Linked DNA regions of Homo sapiens: region 1 is linked to region 2. A link is a contact called in ENCODE Hi-C or POLR2A ChIA-PET data. All regions are on one chromosome and are shown on one strand. The core of a region is the stretch at or near the end of the contact, and the rest is flanking DNA. Distances in the headings are between cores, read along the strand shown.

The links. Hi-C counts contacts between places; a loop is a spot of excess contacts on that map. ChIA-PET counts read pairs that join two places held with the same protein, here RNA polymerase II (POLR2A).
Region 1: a loop to region 2 is called in a map of PC-9, with 2.0 times the contacts of the local background. The contact joins two enhancer-like sites. A Hi-C loop is called at or near these places in 2 of 168 maps with a recorded cell type or tissue (PC-9 and chondrocyte). POLR2A ChIA-PET finds 5 or more read pairs at or near these places in 2 of 52 experiments (WTC11 and activated naive CD4-positive, alpha-beta T cell).

What each region holds. Positions count from the first base shown.
Region 1 is chr20:47,137,724-47,141,911 of GRCh38, forward strand. The region is part of intron 9 of EYA2 (EYA transcriptional coactivator and phosphatase 2); the gene reads left to right. Among named protein-coding and RNA genes, the nearest start is that of MIR3616, 27 kb to the right of the region's middle. Within about 2 kb of position 2,533, at least 3 of the 41 ENCODE cell types and tissues checked have a DNase peak (open chromatin) inside an H3K27ac peak, as active enhancers do; they include PC-9, where a contact is called at or near this core.
Region 2 is chr20:46,812,433-46,816,650 of GRCh38, forward strand. No RefSeq gene overlaps it. Among named protein-coding and RNA genes, the nearest start is that of EYA2, 80 kb to the right of the region's middle. Within about 2 kb of position 2,384, at least 3 of the 41 ENCODE cell types and tissues checked have a DNase peak (open chromatin) inside an H3K27ac peak, as active enhancers do; they include PC-9, where a contact is called at or near this core.

The sequences.
Region 1 (4,188 bases), core at 1,283-3,782, 330 kb after region 2:
GTCACCACCAAATTTTTTTTTCTTTTAGTTTCTTGCTCTCTGCAACCCTGGAAAAACATTTCCTACTTGGATAAACTATGCAGCCATAAAAAATGATGGGTTCATGTCCTTTGTAGGGACATGGATGAAATTGGAAATCATCATTCTCAGTAAACTATCGCAAGAACAAAAAACTAAACAGCGCGTATTCTCACTCATAGGTGGGAATTGAACAATGAGAACACATGGACACAGGAAGGGGAACATCACACTCTGGGGACTGTTGTGGGGTGTGGGGAGGGGGGAGGGATAGCTTTAGGAGATATACCTAATGCTAAATGACGAGTTAATGGGTGCAGCACACCAGCATGGCACATGTATACATATGTAACTAACCTGCACATTGTGCACATGTACCCTAAAACTTAAAGTATAATAATAATAAACTAAAAATTAAAAAAAAAAAAGTGTTCTGACCCAGGGCAACACTGTGTTACTTGACTCCTGAGTTAGCCTTGCTTTTCTGAGGCTATTCCAGACTTTTCTGCCTCTGTGCAACTAGTTTTTATCGTGTTTTTTGAACAGAGGTACCACCTACATAGCTTAAAACAATCTTAGGAAAATCTGAAATAATAAGAATGCTCCAAGAGTAGGTGGGTATTCTAAAGGCTCATCATATAAACATTTGGGTGTCTTCAATCTTTAGAAAAATGTTTAATTACATGATAAGTATTTGAATCCCTTCTCTTTTAAAAAATTCTAGAAGGCTGGGCATGGTGGCTCACGCCTGTAATCCTAGCACTTTGGGAGGCCGAGGTGGGTGGATCGCTTGAGCTCAGGAGTTTGAGACCAGCCTGGGCAACATGGTGAAACCCCTGTCTCTACAAAAAAAAATACAAAAAAATTAGCCAGGCGTGGTGGTGCACACCTGTAGTCCCAATTACTTGGGGGCTGAGGCAGGAGGATCACTTGAACCTGGGAGGTCGAGGCTGCAGTGAGCCAAGATTGTGCCACTCTACTCTGGGTGACAAAGTGAGACCCTGTCTCAAAAAAAAAAAAAATCTAGAATATTCTAGATAATACTGAAGTTCACTTTGACCATCACTTTTAATTCCTGTTCCTTCCTCTCTGCCTTCTAGAAGTAACTGCCTTTCTTTTTGTGTACAGCCTTTCAGATATGTATAAATATGTAAGTGCACATGGAAAATATAGTAACATTTTATGTGTCTCTAATAAACGGTAATAACATACAGTACATAGTACATAATGCAATCAGAAAACTTTTTTTCACTCCAGTGTATTTTTTGATGTGTCCCTGTTAATACATGGAGATCTGGTGCATTTCCTTCCATTGAAATTTCATTTCCCATTGTATGAATAGACCACATTTCATTTTTCAAGTCTGCTTTGAAGTGATAGCTAAATTATTCCCAATCTTTTGCTATTTACTAACAATTCTGTAATGAACATCTTCGATATGTCCCCTTGCTCATGTGTATGAGATTTTCTGTAGGATAGATAATGAAAAGTGGAATTACTGAGTATGTTGCCTGTTATTTTTAAATTGTTAATCCAAGAAATATATGCCTATAGTTTAATATTCATAGTTCTACAAAGGAATATATATGGAAAACAGCAGTCCTCAGTGACTGCCCACCACCCTTTTTTCCTGCCCAGGGGCAACAACTCTTGCTGCTGCCTTTAAAAATGTAACCTCCAAATTATTTTTATTTTATTTTATTTTTTTGGTACGGAGTTTCACTCTTGTTGCCCAGGCTGGAGTGCAGTGGCACAATCTCGGCTCACCACAACCTCCTCCTCCTGGGTTCAAGCAATTCTGCCTCAGCCTCCCGAATAGCTGGGATTACAGGCATGCGCCACCACACCCGGCTAATTTTTGTACTTTTAGTGGAGACGGGGTTTCTCCATGTTGGTCAGGCTGGTCTCGAACTCCTGACCTCAAATGATCTACCCGCCTCGGCCTCCCAAAGCACTGGATTACAGGTGTGAGCCACTGCACCCAGCCTCACTCCCAAATTTCTAAGTAACATCCTTAGGTGCTACTTCTTGATTCTTTTTTTCCCCCCATTGTAGGCATGATCTCTGGCTTCCCAAAATATACTAATTGAGCTCTCTTTTCTCACCCTTGACCCCAACACACACATGCAAACTTTCTCTTCATGTCTTCCCAGTATCAGTCAATCATAACTTGAGCTTTACCAATATGCGGTATTTGCCTTCTTACAACTATATAAATACTCTTCACAGAGAAGTCATTTGGTATGCAATAATTACTTTTCCTTCTCTGTGTGCTGGCCTGGGAGGTGACAACTTTCAGAATAAATCCTTTCAGCAAACAAGTCTGGGTGGCAGCTCCTTCTTGCTTCTTGTCCAGTACATGGAGGGTTGGTAATCAGTGATTAGGTGCACGAATTGCTCCGTCAAAGAGGAGTGTGTGATTGTGCAGAGGTGAAATGCTTTGGATATGAGTAATGCAAAACCTTTTCCCAGGTCACACACGATTCCCTCCTAGGCCCTGAGAAGTTTGTTTTCCTCATTTGCTCTTCATTTTTCACTGAGTACCCTGCCCCATCGACTTCCAGCCAGGACCAAGAGTGCTAAGCTTTGGCTCTCGGGGCCTTGATGAAGTGTTTTGCCTAATGGCTGTGTTCCTGGGCCTGATTCTTCACAGTTGTGTGTGTGAAGCTGAGATCACCAGCTGCATTTTTTTCTTTCTTTTTTTTTAAGGGTCAAAAAGGGTTTATGTCCTTAATTATTTATTTTTATAATAGAAATAATATAGCCTCCAGTGAAAAATTTAAACAGGAAAAGGACTGTATGGAGCAAGGGGACAAGGCCCCTGTCGCTCCTCTCCCAACTCAGCCCCTTTGAGTCCTCAGAAGCAGTGTTGTTCCAGAACCAGATTACCTATGTTCTAATCTCAGCATTTGTTAGCTTGTATGGCCTTGAACAAGTTGCCTAACCTTTGTATGCCTCCATTTTCTCATCTATAAAATGGGTGTTTTAGTCCATTTAGTGTTGCTATAATAGAGTACCTGAGGCTGGATAATTTATAAAGAAAAGGGGTTTATTTGACTTATGATTCTGGGGATCGGCAAGTTCAAGATTGGGTAGCTGTACCTGGTGAGGGCCTCAAGCTGCTTCCATTCATGGTGGAAAGTGGAAGGGGAGTCAACGTGTGCAAAGATCACATGGGGAGAGAGGAAGTCAACTCTTTTAACAACTCACACTCTTGGAAACTAATCTATTCCTGAGAGACTGAGAATTCACTGACTCTCATGGGAAGGCATTAATCTATTCATGACCCAAACACCTCCTACTAGGCCTTACCTCCCAACACTGCCACATTGGAGATCAAATTTCAACACGAGTTGTGACAGGAACAAACCAAATCCAAACCATAGCAATGGAAAAATAATAGTGTTCACCTCACAGAGTTTGGTGGGGATTAAATGAGTTAATACTTATAAAGTGGCACAGAGAAAGCACTTCATAGATATTAGCCAGGAATATTAGCCAGGAATATTATTAACAGTGTGTTTTATATCCTCCTAGACTAGTGGTTCTTAACCTTGACTGCATATTGAAATCTAGACTAGTGGTTCTTAACCTTGACTGCATATTGAAATCACCTGGGGAGCTTTAAACTTCTTGGTGCCTGGACCCTGCTGTCAGCAATTCTGATTTTATTGGTCTGGAGAGCAGCCTGGGCATCAGGATTTTTAAAGGCTTCTCAGAGCATCACAATATGTATCCAGGGGTGGAAACCATTGTGCTGCATATTTTCCATGTGTATCGGTTAGGATAGGTAAGGGCATGCTGCAGTAACAAACATCCCCAAAATCTCATCTACTTCTCATTTATGATACATGTCCATTGTGGTCAGCTGTATCTCTGATCCACATCATCTTTATTCTGGAACCCAAGCCAACAGAATATGTGTGGGCATTGGTGAACATAGCTGCCTTCCAGGCTAACAGAATAAATATCCAGAATACTTGCAGCCTTGTGAAGTGAGAAAAGAGAGTGCATGGGGAAGTGTGCACTGGCTCCTAAAAACTTCTGATCAAAAGTGAAACATAACTTTTGCCCACATATCACTGGCCAAAGCAAGTTGCATGGTCCAATTTCTAAGTAACATGCGTATGTGCTCCTTCTTGTAGCACATACAAGAAGTATGTTTTTTCA
Region 2 (4,218 bases), core at 1,134-3,633:
TTTATTATTTCTTATTATACAAGTAATACATACTATTCACTGTTAAGAATCCACATTTTATCCAATTATGTAAGATTAAAAGCTAAACTACTCTATAATTTCACCTCTACCTGAGATCACCATTGATAACAGTTTTGTGTCTTGCCCCATGATTTTTTTTTCTTTTTCTCTTTTTTTTTTTTTTTTTTTTTTTTTTGAGACAGAGTCTCACTCTGTCGCCCAGGCTGGAGTGCAGTGGCACAATCTCGGCTCACTGCAACCTCCACCTCCTGGGTTCAAGCGGTTCTCCTGCCTCAGCCTCCTGAGTAGCTGAGATTACAGGCTCCTGCCACCACGCCTGGCTAATTTTTATATTTTTAGTAGAATGTTGGCCAGGGTGGTCTCGAACTCCTGGCTGCAAGTGATCCACTCGCCTCGGCCTCCCAAAGTGCTGAGATTACAGGTGTGAGCCACCGCACCTGGCTGCCCCATGATTTTTTCTACACTATATGTATAATAAATAAATACAGATAGATCTATGCGTAAATATAGATTCCAGAATCAAATAGAAGAAGTTTCACTTAGAGGCTGAAACCTTGGAGTCTGGAGCTAGACTTCCTGCACTAAAAAACCTGGCTCTTGTTTCCCTGCTGTGTGTCCCTGGGAAAACTACTTAACTTCTCTGGACCCCAGTTTCCTCATCTATAGCCTTGTAGGAAAGTTGTGAGATTAATACAAAACATTTCCAACAGTGCAAATAGAAATATGAGCTTCATTATAGGTGTGGTTTTGTAACTTTCTTCCTTAATATGTCTTAGATGTTTTTATGTGTTGGAAAATTTGAAATAATATTCTTTTTAACGGCTGTAGAATATGCCACCGTATGGCTCCATGTAAGCAGCCGTCTTCTAAGAAGGACTGGACTGGTTTCCCATGCTGCGGTGAGCACTCTTGAACACACTCTTTTGTGTGACAGTTCCCCTAACGTCAAGCCTGAGGGGTGGTATCTGCTGGATAAGGCCCCTTATGGTCTGGCACAAGCAGGATCAGAAGTAGGGTGAGGTGAGTGAAGCATTCAGGCACAAAATTTAAGAGGATGCCCCAAAAACTCAGTAATCAAGATAAATTGTATCTTAATGCAATATTTTTAAAAATCAAAATTAATGCTAAAAACCATCCATAATGAGCAAAATATCAACGTTTTAAAGACAGCATCTGACAGTGTCATACTGGCTTTGTTGAGCCTGTGGCCAAAGGAAAAACGTGCCTTCATATACATATTTTAATGTATTCTTTAATGGTAATTTTCTCCCAAATCGTTGAAGTAGTTGAAAAATATACACTGAAAAGTTAGAAGTAAGTGTATTAAAACTCACAGCATTACTTATGTTTTATTTTATTTATACCCCAAACAGAATTTGTATCAATTTTACTTTGCTGGGTTTAATGGAAGCAAACTCATCGCTAATATTTTCAAAATCTACTCCTGGAAAGAATTTAACTGTGAAAAAATAGATTATTTATATGTATGAGGCTAGCCGGGCATGGTTGCGAATGTCTGTAGTTCCAGCTACTCAGGAGGCTGAGGCAGGAGGATCGCTTGAGCCTGGGAGCTCGAGGCTTCAGTGAGCTAAGATCGAGCCACTGAACTCCAGCCTAGGTGACACAGTGAGATCCTGTCTCAATGATAATAATAATAATAATAATAATAATAAGGCTGGGTGCAGTGGCTCATGCCTGTAATCCTAGAACTTTGGGAGGCCAAGGTGGGGGCGGATCATGAAGTCAGGAGTTCAGGACCAGCCTGACCAACATGGTGAAACCCCGTCTCTACTAAAAAAAAAAAAAAAAAAAAAAAAAAATTAGCCGGGCGTGGTGGCAAGTGGCTATAATCACAGCTACTCAGGAGGCGGAGGCAGGAGAATCACTTGAACTCGGGTGGCAGAGGTTGCAGTGAGCTGAGATCGCGCCACTGCACTCCAACCTGGGTGACAGAGTGAGACTCCGTCTCAAATAATAATAATAATATTAATAATTTTTTAAAGTCATATATATGAAGGCTGCACATTTTCCCTTTGGCCTCAGGCTTCAAAATGACTCAACAAGGTGCTGGTATCGTTAATTTGCCTTTGCAGAGGGTGGCACCAATTGATGCTTCCACTGACAGCAGGCTCCATTTTTTCAAGCACCTTTTGGGATTAAGCTGCTCAGCAGAGGGTCATTATCCCCACATTTGGGCCTTCATCTGGGAGGAGCCAGGAGCTGGTATGCCTACCTGGGCTGGCTTTCTGTCCTCCCTTTCTTGTGAGAGCTTCCCAGATGCCTCTGCCAAGCCTGGGCAGCTCAGGTTACTGCAGACTCTAAGAGCTGCCTTATCTCAGATCTGCAAAGCCCCAGCACTTCATTCTCAGGAAAACCTTTTAACTCTGGGGTAGACAAACTCTAAAAACTCTAGAGCTGCCTTGGGGCAATGACAGCAGCTCCTCGATGGACTAGATCTGGGACCCCTGCAGAAATAATCTCATGAATGTTCCCTTACCTGTGGCCAGCAAGACCTGCTCCATTCCTTCCTTTATTTACATCCTCAGTGGCTACCCTGAGTCACTGCTCTGATCAGCCCTGAGTCAAAGCCTGGGACCGAGGCGAGTTAGTCATGGTCTCTGGAGCTCAAAGGGGCAGACAGACGGGTAAACAAAGAGTTTCCAAGACTCTTTCATGTCTGTTATTATCTCACCACATTGTCCCCAGAGACTTGGGAGCACTTGGGCCAGATATAATTGGATGTCAATAGGCATCTCAATCTTAACATGTCTAAAGCAGTAATACTAATAACAAAACCACTAGTAATAATAATAATAGTGTTTACTGCACAAGGCACTGTTATAAGTGCTTTACATATTGTAACTCACTCAGTCCTCATCACGACCCTCTGAAGTACAGCTTTTAGTTTCATTTTACAGATAAAGAAATCGAGGCATTAAGGGACTCAGTGGCTTGCCTAAGTTCCTGCAGATGTTAAATGGCAGTGCTGGGACATGTACCCAAGGGTCTGGCTCCAGAGTCCGTGCTCTTAACAATGACCCTCTGATCTTCAGTTCCTTCCCATTTCCCCTATATCTTCCACATCTCACAAAGTGGCATCGCACAAAAAAATAAATAAATAAAAACATCTATGCACCATTTTTATTCCACTCTTACCCAATTCTTTTCATACCTGACTTCTCGTCATCACTCAAATATCAGAGATGTCTCAAATTTCAGTTTTCCTGAAAGCAATCACTGAGAAAGGGATTCAAGGGTACGTAGCTTATTTAAGAGATGAGAGGTGACGGTTCAAGGAGAAGCATTGAAGAAGACAGAGGAGAAAAGTCAGCAGATACAGTGTGCCTTATCAAGTCAGCCACCACAACAGGTGACCACAGACAGCTTCATCCCTCCAACAAACTCTGGGAAAGAGTGCAAAGCACACAGCTCAGAATTATTCCGTCTACACTTCGAGGGAGCTGGGATATTGATACGCTAACTCCTGAGAGTCATTGGTTGAGATGTACTGGGGAGGAGTGTGCAGTGTTAAATCGTGGGCACTTCTTCCAGCCAGCAGCAAGTCCTTCCAGTTTCAGGGAAAAAAACCCAGGTAAAGATGCAGATACTGGCAATTAAAAGTCACTAGAGCATCTAGGGACCATTTGCTATCCCTCACCTACTCCTCCTCATCTCTTTCTTCTTGTACGTAAGACGCAGAAGAAAAGGAAAGCAATACAGAGTATATCACCAAGCAGGTTTTCAGCGTGAGCAAATAGAGCTTAATCTCACTGGGGTGCTTGGGGAGGCAGCACAAAATATGTGCCTCAGAGTGATCCCACCTGTGGGGAGAGGGAGTGGAGGTATTTATCCTCCACCCTCGAATTGATTGGTTGAGGGCTGCTTCTGGGGTATTAACCCAACAGCACTTCTGGCTTGCTCTGAACATGGGCCAAGCATGCTCCCAGGGCCAGAAAAAGTGCCTCAGGTGGAGAAGTGCAGGTGTTTGCAGTAAGCGTTTTTGGTGAGAGGAAGACAGTACAAGAGGATGGAGAAGGAGCAGCACCAGTGGCTGCTTCAAATAGCTTACTCATCCGAAGGAGAACCAGATGACAGTGACCATTTAGTAAGCACCTACTGTTTGCCTGGCTTCACGCTGAGTGATTTCCTTATATAAGTTCACTGCAAAACTTGCTTTTATATCATTACCTTTAAAAA